2 separate regions of the Homo sapiens genome follow, and region 1 is linked to region 2. A link is a contact called in ENCODE Hi-C data. All regions are on one chromosome and are shown on one strand. The core of a region is the stretch at or near the end of the contact, and the rest is flanking DNA. Distances in the headings are between cores, read along the strand shown.

Region 1 (6,545 bases), core at 3,533-6,032, 6.0 Mb after region 2:
TTTAGTTAATTAACAAATGTTTACCATCCTTATGCTCAACCAGCATGGAAGGTACAAAAAATATATAAAATGGACAACAGTCAACAGCTAACCACTTGATCCCTCCCTGCCCAGCACAGTTTATGCTGTGTGTGAACAATTTATAAAATTGTTCAATGAAAGAAGTATCCTGTTTCATTGGCCAATAAATGCTTCTATTAGAAGTGATACCGCCAGGGCAGGCGCGGTGGCTCACGCCTGCAGTCCCAGCTGCTGGGGGAGGGGGGCTGAGGCAGGAGGATGCTTGAGCTTAGGAGTTAGAGGTTGCAGTGAGCCATGATGGCGCCACTGCCCTCCAGCCTGGGTGACAGAGCGAGACCCTGCCCACCCCCCAAAAAAAGTCATACCCCCATGGTTTAGAGGCTGTCTCCACATTGTCTTCCTGATAGTTCTTAAGCTTCTTTAAGGAAAAACCAGTTTCCCGTTTATTGCTATATCTATAATATACAGTGCCTGAGACATGATACTCAACACTATTTGTTGAATAAATGAAGGGATTGGGGGTGGATAGAGGACAGATGGATGTATCATGTATGTGTGAATGGATGAAGGAATGGTGACTGAAAGGTAGGACTTAGGATCAAAGGAAGAAGTAGAGCAAATTAGATCGGAGAAACAAGATAACGACAAACAATGAAACCAATGGGAAATCTTTGTGGAGCAAGAGTGTGCCAAGGAAAAGAAGACAGGTAGATGGATTGTTCCATGACAATGTTGAAACAAATTATACTCCTTTTAAGATATTTCCTCTTATTCAGTCATTAGAAGAAAATGGGTATCTGCCAGTCATGGGGTTTCCCTTGTAAACCCATTTGAAAACTATAACTATTTAAACTGTATCTTGTTTTGCTCACAGTTGCATCTGTGGGACCTGACACCTATTAAACACGTAATAAACAGCTGTTGAAGAAAGAGTTCATGCTTTAAGCTTCCTCTTTCCTACAGCCTGGCAGCCACTGCAGACCTTCCCAAGCCCATGCATGAAGCCAGGTTTCAGAGTTCCAGCGCTTCCTTTCCAAACTGATTCTCACACAAAGAATAATGAATTTGAGTTGCCCAAGCTCTAGGAAATGTTACATGATTATTATGATTATATTTCAAAATAGGAGTGATGAAAGGCGTTTCACCAAAGATTTAGAGGTCAAACACCATTCAGAAATGTGAATGTGGGCCAGGCACGGTGGCTCACGCCTGTAATCCCAGCATTCTGGGAGGCCAAGGCAGGTGCATCACCTGAGGTCAGGAGTTCGAGACCAGCCTGGCCAATACAGTGAAATTCTATCTCTACTAAAAATACAAAAAAATAAAAAATAAATTAGCTGGGCGTGGTGCCACATGCTTGTGATCCCAGCTACTCGGGAGGCTGAGGCAGGAGAATCGCTTGAATCCAGGAGGGGGAGGTTGTGGTGAGCCGAGATCACGCCATTGCACTCCAGCCTGGGCGACAGAGCAAGACTTCATCTCAAAAAAAAAATAAATGTGAATGCGGCTTTGTCCCATAACCATCAGACCTCCTTTCCAGAATAAAGGAGACTGCACAAAACGTGTGACATTTACCAAACCCTCATTTGAGCATCCAATAATTTAAAACAATGGCAATGGCAGGAATTATGAAGATGACATTCCGGGTAAGTTCCTGGTTGCGTCTTCCCCAGTTTCATACCTGTTTAAAGTCTAGTGTAAGTCTGGCCTTTCGTTGTTAAGCTGAAGCTAAAAAAGTATTGGATTAGGAAGGATTCTGCCTTCTGTTCAGTCTTCTAACAGTCCTTCTTTTTCTGATTAAGAAAAACTTCTGTCCCCAATTTACATCTACTTATGCTTTCAACCAGCACAGAGTATACCTGCTCTACTTCTATACTAAAGACTGACTTCTCCCTTCTTGGAGTTAAGAACCCTGAACCATGATCCATTTCTTACCATCCACCTTTGCTATCTAAGACACCCTCTCCTTCTTCCCTTGAACCGTCTGCCTCCTCTCCTATAAAGCTTCAGCAGCAGGATGAAGACTCTCTAGTATTCTTCTCATACTAATTGCGTCTCCTTGACTGGCTGTTGCCTCCCCCTTCCTTCCAGCTGGGTGCTCTGCTCTTCTTTTCGCCACCCGTTTGGTGGATTTTAAGCTTGAGAGCACAGACTACAACTGCTGCCTTCTTCACCAACTTCACAGCAGAGCCTTGCAGACAGTAAAATCCCAATAAAATGACGGCTGACTCACCCTCTGGGTGTCACCTCTGTCAGCCTCTTCCATGGGACCCTACGTTTACTTTATACTCACAGCTCCACTTACCTTCCCTAGGCCAAAGCTGCTAACTGCTTTAACCTCTACTCAGCATCTGAATATCAGACAGTGTTTTGTTTGTTTATTGGGTTTGGGTTTTTTGTTGTTTTTGTTTTGGCTGTGCTTCTGAGGAAGTCTTGCTCTTTTTCCTTTCAGTTCTATTCCATTAGGCTTTTTGCTGTGAAATTTTGAATCTGGAAACTCAAGAGAACCGACATCGCAGACTTTGATTTACATGCTGTCAATCTGCTTTGGAAGGTCATGTGGCAAATCTGCCCTTGAGGACCATTTTCAGACAGGAAAAACAGTAATTTCAGCCTGGCTGCTTTTCAGAATTCTTTGCAAACATCAGATGCTCACAATCCAACCGTTTCTCTGTGTACTAACATGTGCTTTTCAAAATGAGTGTCATATTCTTTTTAGTAATACTTTTCTGTGTGTTATGCCCTTTAAATAGTTCTCGTCTTTAACTCCATGTGGCTCTGGTTTGTTTTGTGCCATGCTATTTTGCCCCATTTTCAGGTAACTTTTCTACCTGAATTACTTAGGACCTCTGGATTTATAGCAGATTTGATAAGACATAGATGATAGCATATTTAGATAAGGATCACAGCAAACAGAACCTCACTGAAACCACCCATTCTTCCTGCTTCCACATGGCAGGGTTGCTCAAGGTTTATAAGTAATGATTTTGGCTTTAGCAGCCGGAAGGTATGAGGGCTAAGTGACCTTCACACATGTTTATCTTAAATTATAGATAATTTTAAGAGTCATGAATGGGATTACTACTTATCTATTTTATAAAAGCTAATTATTTGGGATGCCCATCAGAAGAATGGTATCCCTTATCAAACGCTTCCTTAGACGTACTGAATAAAAGCATCAGTTTAGCCGGTACCTGTTAAGAGGCTATGTCTTTCTAAGAGATGTGTTATTTGATTCTAATTATAATTAACTTTGCTTATTACTAAGTAGATAATAATTTTCTCATTTCATATTTTTTCTGAATAACAGTTTTTCTCCCCATAGAGAATATTCAGAAGATGGAATCCTTTTAACGTAGAACTCAAGATGTGCCCTGTTCTCCCTGCCCGCCTCCCATTTCCCTAAACACACACACACACACACACACACACAAACACACACATTCTCCCTTCTCTCAAGATACTTTTTTTCCAACTGAGAGTCGTTGACTAATCACAGATGAGTTAATCCTTCCACAGTTTTGAAAAAGTCTAGCAACCCTCACCTTGAAGAGAGTGAATAGCGTGGCTAATCCATCTAAGAACAATGCACGAAAACGAAAAACGGAGAATCCTGCCCGGCAGTTAATTTGTTACTCATACTTGTTGAACTTAAGATTTGGAGCTAAATAAGTGCAGATGAGAGCAAAGACCCATCTTTTAAATATTTAAGCTTTTAGGCAAACCTGGGCAGGCAATATCACATTTATCAGTGCGAATTCTCCAATGCTCTCTAAAACTTTATTTCAATGATCTCACCTCCTGTAAGGAATTAATTCCCCCTTAGCTTGACCACAGGATCAATATCTTATCTTAAGAAGTGTTTAGGTTTTCTAAAAAAAGACCAGACACTGAAGACTTACATAAACATCAAAGCATTCTTTTTTTAATTCCTCGATATGGAGAAATTCATAGGCCGAAAATTAGGTAAATAGAGAGGTAATTACCAATGCCTGTTTCCTTGACAACTCCCCTCCCCCACCCCTCCTGTGATAGGGAAAAACCAAAATGAAAGTGAGGAGGGGTAGCCACAAGCCATGCTGGATTTTAGCAAACCAAAGCAAGAAGCAGAGCAGAAAGCTGCAAACTAGACACAAAATACAAATAAATCAATGTATATCGGGGCTGCATATTGTGTAGTATTTTTGTGGTTGCCATAGAAACGTCAGCGACGGAAGAACATGTTGCATGACACAAAAGAGAGCAATATGTAATAGGAACATTCCCCCCACCACCACCCCCCGCCCAGCTTCGTCTATAGCAGAGAAAATGCTTTAGCCCCGGGAGGGGGCTGGGTGGGTGGGTAAATGAAGCCAGGAACAGCAGCTTGAAATCACAGCCCAGAAAGGGACGCTCACCCGGCCCAGCACAAAGCGAGGGTCCTTTTGTACCAGCAGAGCCTCTCTTCGCCTCCCTCCAGGCGCCCCCTGCACCTTTCCCCCGCCCGCCTTGCACTCCCCCCCCGCCCCCGGAGCCTACCCCTTCCAGAGGTCCTAAGGAAATCCAGCCCAGGAGAGAAAAATATGCTGGGAAGAGGAATGCAAACATCAGCCACACCCAGCGGGGAAGGTGCCTGCGAACGGCACCAGGACCACATACCTCCTTCCTGGCAGCCTTTGGCACATGGACTTAGAAACCAGAAGCTGAGATGGAGCCGGCTGGGTTCAGAAATTGCCACTAGTTTATAAGAGCTGTAAGTCAGCCAACACTGGAAAGAAAAAGCGAGACTCCACCCATGGGGTGGACCCTTCAGGAAGAAAAAAAAAAAAAAAGTGGTCCTCAGCTGACGTCTCTCCCCACCCATGTCACTTCCTTTTAAAGCTACAAGTTAGCAGTTGCCGAGAGGGAAGAGCGAGCTGGTGTAATATGAGTCACTCCCTTCCCCTTCCAATTAGTGTAAGGCAGTGCTTCAGTTGGCTTCACGTTTGAAATCGCTTTTGAAATCTGGCTCGGGAAGCTGCCAGGATAAAAAAAAAATGAAAGCCCCCTGGAAGTGGCCTTGCTTTCTCTCCCCTTTCTCCCAAATCCTGTTGCATCCCTGCGCCCTAACGGCTCCTCTAACCTCAACCCAGACTCCGGCTCCGTCTGTGTTGCAACCTGGAAATTGTCCTCAGTTGGCTCATTTTTAATTCAGCAAGCGTAGGATCAATATGCCCACCCTCAAAACTCTCCCCTCACCTCTCCTCGGTCCGCTGTGCTGGAAGGAGATTGCGTTGCACTCAGAAGAGTCCAAATCATCTTAAACAAAATAAGCCTCAGCACTCAAGAGATTGAGATGTTATGAAGTGGGATGAAAGAAGCTTGGAGGTCGATTGATGTATTTTCTGTTTTCAAACCTTAGCACCATGGTTGATTACCACTGCACAGGCGTGCACACACGTACTGTCGCATGCTCACATGCACGTGGCATTTACACAGGTGTATCAGAGAGGGTCTGGGCAGACCTTTATAGTAAAAGTGTCTTCACAATTTTTAAAAAGGGTGGGCTGTTGAAAGTCCAGAAATGCCAGGATCTAGAAAATTATTTCAATTTCAAAATACTGAGGTGTATTCCTTTCAAATGTCCACTATTACAGCCATTGTCAAAATAATATTTAACTATTTACTTGACTCCTGGGTTAACCTTGTTCTTTAGATGTTTATAATCTATAAAGGAAAAATACATGTGCTCACAAATAGCCCAAGCACATTGCAGAATTACTAACAGCTATGCAAGTGTCAAAACCAGTGTGTCATGAAGACAGAATAGAAAGTGCTTTTTTGATTGCGATGGGGGAAGGCATTGATCATTCAGGAAACAGGGTTTGGAGTGGGTCCTATGGGAGGTGGCATTTTTCTTGTCTGTGATGAGAGACGGGGAGAGTGAAGCAGAATGTGGTGGAAGAGAAAGGATATGTGAGGCAAACAAAAAAAGGATCAGAACAGAAACCCATTTGTAGCAATAACTTGTTTTAATATCCATGTGAAAATAAATTTGACCACAGAGTAATGCTTATAAAAGATTTTTATAAAAAGTTCCTTGTAGTCATCATCTCTCGTAACTTTTCGAACTATGTTTTACGACCCATGTGCTTCTAGATTTGGTGGAAACTTGAGTTTTTCAAAGTGTTTTTCAAGTAGAGTTACACTGTTTTTCACGGTTGAATTCTGAATGGTAATTTATTTCAAAACCTACAAATTGCATAAATTCCTGATAATGTTATAAGTACAGTCAGTGATTTCAGTGGAAATGATAGGAAATTTAAAATTTGGACAATTGTAACTTTTATCCTGATCTCAGTACTTTAACATCCTCATTCCATTATTACATTACAATTATTATTATACTTATTATTGCTAACACTTTGCCTGTCTAGACAATGTTGCTCAGTCCCAGTTATCTCAGATATAGCTGAGAAATATGGGAGAAAAAGTTACTATTTCTAAAAATTTAACATAGAAATTCAAAATTCATGGATTAAATCCTATGCTTTTTTTTTTGAGAC
Region 2 (7,344 bases), core at 4,353-6,852:
AATTTAGTACCTCTAAAACAAAGTAGTTTTACATATTGAAACATTCCTCACTGGGGAAAAAAAGGCCTATTTGATATTTTAGTACCCAACATTTCTTTTTAAGGCAAATTCCTTTCCTGCATATAAGATACTAAGAATTAATTTTGTTTCTACTAAAAACAAATGAGAAGTCAAATATACATTTCCTCTAGAGTAATTTAACTTGAAATCAGCCTTCACATTTAGAAAAAAGAGCATAAAACTTTTTCATTATCAATGCTACACAAATATTTACTTTCACTATTTAATGATACATTTAATTAATATGAGAGATACATATACATTTGTGTATATATATACACAGATGCAGAAATAGTGGTCAACTTTTTTGTTTCTCATGTGAGACATTTACTGAACACCTGCTATGTGCTAGGCACTGTTACGTGAGATAGAGGTACAGCAGGGAACAAAACAGACACACATTTCTACCCTCATGGTACTTACATTCCAGACAGGTGAGTCAATTAACAAACAAATGGGAAGAACATATATACAGTATGTCAGATGATGATAAATCGAATGAGATAAAACAAGGCTGGAATTAGGAACGCAGTGACTTATGGGTTTGGGGGAAACTGAGAAGAGAAGGGTGGCAGTCGCTCTTTTCAACAATCTGCCTTCAAAGATCTTTTGTTCATATCAAAGAGGGGAATATGTGGGAATGAATGGAAATCTGGTTCACCCCCTGGCCTAATAAGAAAGAATAAACCCAACGAATGGTGAGATATGAGGGACAAGAAGTCTTTTTAAGAGCAAAAAAGTCAGGTGAGTATTCCCTATGTCCAAAAAGGGCTACACGAATAAGCCCGAAGGGGATTATACAGTTATTTAGTTTCTTTTTATAATCTCATGATCTCACCAAAAATAATAATATTCCCACGTCCACCTCCAACTTATATATAATTCTTAAAATAAGAACACAGTTCAAAACAAAAATCACTATTAAATTCCACATTTGATCAAGGAATATGTGCCATGTGACTATCTCAACATAAAGTTTAGTATCTGAAACCAATTCTGTTAGTATAGACTGGTAAAACTAGATAAAAGGAAATATTATGTAATTTTTTAAAGCATAAAAACTAGATAAAGCAAGATTAGGGAAAAACTGCTAGGTTTCTTAAAAAAATCAGATACATGCACACAAAGTTCTAGGTTTTCAAAAACAACTTCTCAAACCGTTCTGACAGAAATTAACATTTTTCCATTAATATATATACAAGTTAGTATGAGAATATACTCGTTTAAAATCAATTTGTCCTTTTGTATGGAAGTAATAACGTAGATAACTACATTATTCTATTATAGTCACATGATAAATTGCTTCTCATCTGAGCCAAAGGTTCAGGACTCTTTTAAAATTTTAGAATTATGGAGGAATCAAAGGCCTTTAAGACATTAAGTGTTCCCCTATGAGGAAATCCCTTTACAAGATCCCTGATACAATCTATTTCACTGTTTGCCAGCGTTTTAAAAAAAGTAAGTTCCTCCTTATTTCAAATCCTCAATCCTGCCTCCCTCAATTTCCATCTATTTGTTTTAGCTCTTTCTTAGAAAAGATCAAAACAAGCTTATCCTATGTACCCCCAACCTTGGATGTGCTGCTATATACACTCTTACCCAGGGCCTCTTTTCTCCAGTTGAAACATGCCCAGTTCCTTCAACTCTCATTTCTTATACAATAACAGTGCCTGTATTTTAAAGATGCATGTATCATTTCATTTAAACCTCATCCTAAATCTATAAAAGTACAACTTCCTTCCTTCACTTAAAAAATTTACCTTATAAAAGAATGCTTAAGCTTCATAATTAGTCTCTCATGATGACAAACGTGCATATGTCTTACTCATCTTTTGTTTGTGGAAATGCTTTTTGAACCTAAATGAAGTTCTCAAAAGTCATACCAATGAGTCATTACTGGCCATTATTTATTTTTATTTATTTTTGAAGGAATGGGCCACGACATGCATAGCTATTAGCAGACTTAAAAAAAAAAATCACACAAAACAATTAATTTGTTTAGCATAAATGCTTAAAGCAGGTTTTTTTCAAGGTGTAGTCAATAGACCCTCTGAGAGTGCTTGTTAAAAATGGAGATTTCCAGATTTCTCCAGACTATGGAATCAAAATCTCTGGAATGGGGCCTTGGGGATCTATAGTTGAGGAAAAACCTACATAATCTTTGGATACCTTGGGGTTTAAGCATCATGGCATAAAGATTTAAATTCAGCTTTTGCCTCCTAAAGCAGACACTTTAAGCATCTCACCTGTAATCCAGGAATAAATCGAGTGTCCTTTTCAACCACCAGAAGTTCAGCGACGTCGGCATTAAGAATAGATCTTGTGATTCCCCCTGGCCCAGGGCCCACTTCGTAAACATAAGCATTTGTCAGATTGCCAGCTTTCCTTACAATCTTATCTAGAGGAAAAAGAGTTTTAGTTATCTCAATTAACTTGGCAAATTTCAACGTATGAAATTTAGAGAGAAAAATCTTCTATAAAAATTCAGCCATTACCCAATCAATTGATCCTTTATGTATAATATTTATTTGACTATTTAACTCTCTACCTAAATTAACATGAAGTGGCAATCGAATATGCTACCACATCACCATTGAACTGTACCAGTCCCTTAACACACACAGGATTATCATGACAAAGTTTCTTAGCTTAAATTTAGCTAATATTGTAGTTTCCATCTGTCCCATGCAAATTCCTTTCAAACTGATTTGAAACCAACCGACTCCTAAGAACAGACTGGATAAGAATGCAGCACTTTTCTATAGTTATTGAACATTGAATATCTGAATAAGCAATACTAGTTTCACATTCAGAATCTTCAGTATTGCTAGTGAAATCCAAAAGCAAAAAGTGCTGAAGTCTTATTTTTATCTAGAGACATCTTGGTGGTGGTCACTATGGCAATGGCAATAAGTTCTTAGATCGTAAGATTTTCAGAAATTTGAATTCTTAGTCATTTTCAGGAAAAAGTTAAATTGAGCAGTTGAGGGTTTTTAAAGCTTTGCACACATGCATGTTAATACAGAAAAATTAATTTTTTAATTAATCAAATTCAAGTTAGCAGCCCTTAAGACATCATAAAAAGGTAGAGTACTGACTCTGTGCAACCAGTCATCACATCTGGAAAAACATGCAATGGGCTGGTCTTAGTGATTCTGAGATATGGAAATCCAAGGAACTGGTCTTCCTAGGATAGTGGAAATTTAGTCACTAAAAACATACCAGCACTTCTTGTAGGTGTTCACAGTCCTATTTTTGCTTGTTTTCAACAACATAACTTTGTCAGCTAAAATGCGGAAACTAGTTTCTCAGCCATCCAAAAATGGTTTAGTCTTTTAACAGGGAGGGAATTAGCATCCACTGACCATCTTATCTATTATGATGGATTTACACACATTCTCACCTAATCCTTACATGTTAACCAAGGACTCCTATCCCAATTTCATTTCTCTTAACTTTTCAGTTTCCTTGTCTATTGTTTTATTTGTACAAGGTCATGGACTTCAACATAGGTATAAATCCTAAAGCCAATGCCTCTCAGAGGGAACAGGAATGATACATTATGGAATAAATTTAATACTCTCCTTCTTTAAAATGGAGAGCTACAACAGTAGGCAGGTCTCTGCTCTCAAACTTTTCAGGCACATTGAAATACAAATGAATATTAAAGAAGCGCTATCAAATCAATGAGCTTGGATTTCAATCTTGCTCTCTTCTGCCTGAGCTTCTAACCTCAGCTAAGTACCCTCATCTCCGTTAACTCTGGTTCCCATAGAAAGAGTGGATAATATCTAGAATTTGAAACTTACTCCTGAAGATAAAGGCTCATGAGAAAATGTATTTGAAGGATTTTAAAAAATACACAGACCTATAACTTCTGCCCTGAGAATGGTGATTTATATTTAGAATGTGGCTAATAACAAGCAGAAAAGGCTGGTACTAGCTATTACTAGAACCAAAGAATTTTAGAGTGGGCAATCTTTTAAAGTAGTAGGCCCTTCTTCCAATTAAAAGATGAGGAAACTACTGGACATGGTGGCTCACACCTGTAATCCCAACACTTTGGAAGGCCGAGGCGAGTGGATCACTTGAGATCAGGAGTTTGAGACCAGCCTGAGCAACATAGTGAAACCCTGTCTTTACTAAAAACACAAAATTAGCTAGGCACGGTGGCTCACGCCTGTAATCCTAGCTACCTGGGAGGCTGAGGCACGAGAATCACTTGAACCGGGGAGGCGGAGGTTGCAGTGAGCTGAGATCATGCCATTGCACTCCAGCTTGGGCAACAAGAGTGAAACTCCATCTTAAAAAAAGAAAAAAAAAAAAAAGAGAAAACTTGAGTTAAATTATTTTATCCAAAGTCATATTGGTACAGGCAGAATAAAGACTACATGTCCAAGAAATAAAACATTTTATGTTTTCTGGAGTGTGCTTCATTTAAGTGAAAATGAACTTTTTGGGTGTGATTTACTGCTCTTTTCAACTTCTGAAGTGGGACTAAATAGAATGAAATATGAAAATCTCAAAACCTAAGTACTCCAGCCGTGACTTAGTAGACGTATTTGTAATATATTTTTGCAACCTCATCTCATAGAACATCACTAAGCAATGGTGATGGTGGTTAAACCAATATATAAATACATTCGTCAAAACTCATCAAATTGAGCACTTCAAACTTATTAATTTTATTGCACATAAATTATATCTCATAAAAAGTAACTTTAAACAATTAGGTGTGGGAATGTAAACTTGCTAAAAGTAAGCTCCTCGAGGAAACACCGCCTTGTTCACGCCCATATCCTACCCCCGGCACTAGCACAATGTTGCTTGTGTAATATGTACTTATGAATGAATATTAGCGCCCCCGAGGCTTAGACTGAACAGGTAAACGTTTAAAAAACGAATCATACGAGGGATACTCTTTTCACCAAGTTATTGATAAAATCCTCGCATCAATTTAAATTCTGGTAACTTTAAACTGCATGTAAAGCAACTGCAGTCAGCATGTGCTGTACTATTTCAGAATGATTGATTTCACAGTGACCCAGATTCCAATATTCACTAGCGCCTTTCACGACCCATGAACCCTTCCTCCCCTAGGGAGCTTGGCATTTATGCAGCCTGCCGGCAGGCTACACCCCCCCGAACGCGGAGTTTTGTGAGCAATCAACGCACTTCACGTGTCTCCTGGGCGGTGGGACCGGAGTTCTGATACAAAGAGGTCGAAGGACCTGACCAAAAGCCCGTCGCACGCCAGTGCCTGGACACCCGCCCGCGGGGACGTGCAAGACCCCCCGGCCCACGCCCCCACGGACACTGGGGAGACATCCGGGGAGCACTGCTAAGCCATCCACCTGTCAGCCTCAAGTCCAGGAGGAAATTCTGTGATAGCTGCTTCGCTGCTTGCAGTCTTAACAACTTAATGATTTCTCGAATCGTGGGCAACGGAGGGAGACGGCAAGTGCTGAGTTTTCCGGAGGCAGCCATGATACGCGGCAAGCACCATCCAACCCTACCTCACCCAGGACCTTCACCGCCGCTCCGAAAGAAACGCGCAGGGGAGGAACCTGCGAGACCTAAGGCCCGCCTCGGAGTCAGCCCCATTGGTCAGACCTATCCCACCGGAAGCGATGACCGCGGACAGGAAATTCCCGGCGTGCTGAGAGCGCATGCGCTAAGTCCTGCCGCGAGAAGGGCAGGCTGGGTGGTCGGCGGCTTCCGCCTGTGAGAGCCGGGGGAGAGCCGGGTGGACTAGGCTTCTCCTGGGCGGGCTATGGGGAGAGCGCCCAGGAGGGCGGGACGAGGCGGGGCCTGGACAGGGTGGGGTTTTTCGGAGGAGTTGCTCTGAGAGGTGCAGCCGGTTTACTCCCGCCCTGAAGTTCCCAAGGGCTTCCGGCTCTTTAACGTTCTAAATACCTGTCTGTGAATATTAGAGGAAAAGCGGGTGCTTAGAGGCAAAGCTACTGTTTGTTAGCAATTCTTTCTTACTGTGAGGCGTTTTTAGAACCGCCGCTCTGCAGATGCTGCATGATGGGTTTTTAACTTCGTTCAGCCTCAGTTTTTTCATCAGTTAAATGGAGCTAATGTCTACCTCAAAATTGTGAGCACTAAATGAGAGAGATCGCCTGGTGTGCACGTTCAGAACATAGTGCACGCATGGCATTGGGTAAGCTCCCACGTGATCAGTGGTGGCTGTTATTATTTGGCAGATGAATAATTGGCCAGTGTAAAGAGGTCATTCGATTTGCTAGGATTACAGCTAAGAACAGAGAGAAGACTGAAATATGAGTTCTGTCTTTCCGTTATACGAGATAAAAACAACGAAGCAAAAAAAAAAAAAAATTAAAGTTTCTCTGATAGGTGGGAGAATTTTGCTGTTTTAACCCTGCTTATGTTTGGACATTGCTGCGTTGATCACAAATGAATTTTAAAGTTTCTGTTCCTCAATTAGTAAGTTTTTAAAAAAGCTAATGGAAAACGAAACAACTATGGGTATGGATATAAAAATGAGGAGTACTTTGAAATTCCAGTGGAAAACTCAACCACCTTCTATAAAAGCTGTTTTAAAAGGAACTGAGATAATCTCCTAGCTTTAAAAAATAGTGATGACTACCATAGAGGTAAGGAGATTTGCCCAACGTGGCATCAAAATGTAGACTGGAAGTACAAACTCTTGATTCAGATATCTTATCGTCCAAAACACAGTATACCTGACAAAGCATTATTTCACAGTTATATTCATTATTTCCCGTACTCCTCACAATGGTCCCATGTGAATGAGATTATTATTCTTAGTTTGCTGTGAAGAAATAGGGGAGGTGAGGTCATTTGACAATGCCCAGAGTCAGACAGCAAAGTACAGAGAGAAGACAACCTGAGTTGTGTTTTTTCTGAGTTCTGATCTCACTGGCCACACTCAAGTATCAGCTTATTATTTTTAAGTTAATATGTGTTAATTTTGTAACATCTAAATATATAGAAATACGAATCTAGGTGTAAACATAAGCTTACAGTTTTCATATGACTATTTAAAACAATTGCAATAAATATATACAAAACCAATACAAATGGTCTTATTAATTGACAAGGATGAACACTGTTAAATCACGACACTTAGTGCTAACTGGCAGGTTTTCTTTTTTTTTTTTTTTTAAGTTTCAGCCTACCAGTGATCCAGTGTGCCATGTAATGACTGAATGTTCTCATTAGTTTTCTGGAGTCAAACTATTACCAAATCTTTGTTCAATTTTTTTTCCATTGTCGCTTGTCTTTCTTTTGGAAGAA

What was found. A loop is a pair of places that touch in the nucleus more often than their neighbours do. Pooled maps may share reads with other maps.
Region 1: a loop to region 2 is called in a pooled map, with 18 times the contacts of the local background. The contact joins the promoter of AGPAT4 here to the promoter of TFB1M in region 2. A Hi-C loop is called at or near these places in 7 of 50 pooled maps.

What each region holds. Positions count from the first base shown.
Region 1 is chr6:161,269,279-161,275,823 of GRCh38, forward strand. It overlaps AGPAT4 (1-acylglycerol-3-phosphate O-acyltransferase 4), which reads right to left and starts at 4,783. Exons shown (of 9, transcript NM_020133.3): 1 at 4,660-4,783.
Region 2 is chr6:155,308,882-155,316,225 of GRCh38, forward strand. It overlaps TFB1M (transcription factor B1, mitochondrial), which reads right to left and starts at 5,603. Exons shown (of 7, transcript NM_016020.4): 1 at 5,415-5,603; 2 at 2,307-2,458. The coding sequence starts at 5,547. RefSeq lists enhancers at 5,378-5,697, 5,696-6,686, 5,768-5,817, 6,368-6,417 and a silencer at 5,868-5,947.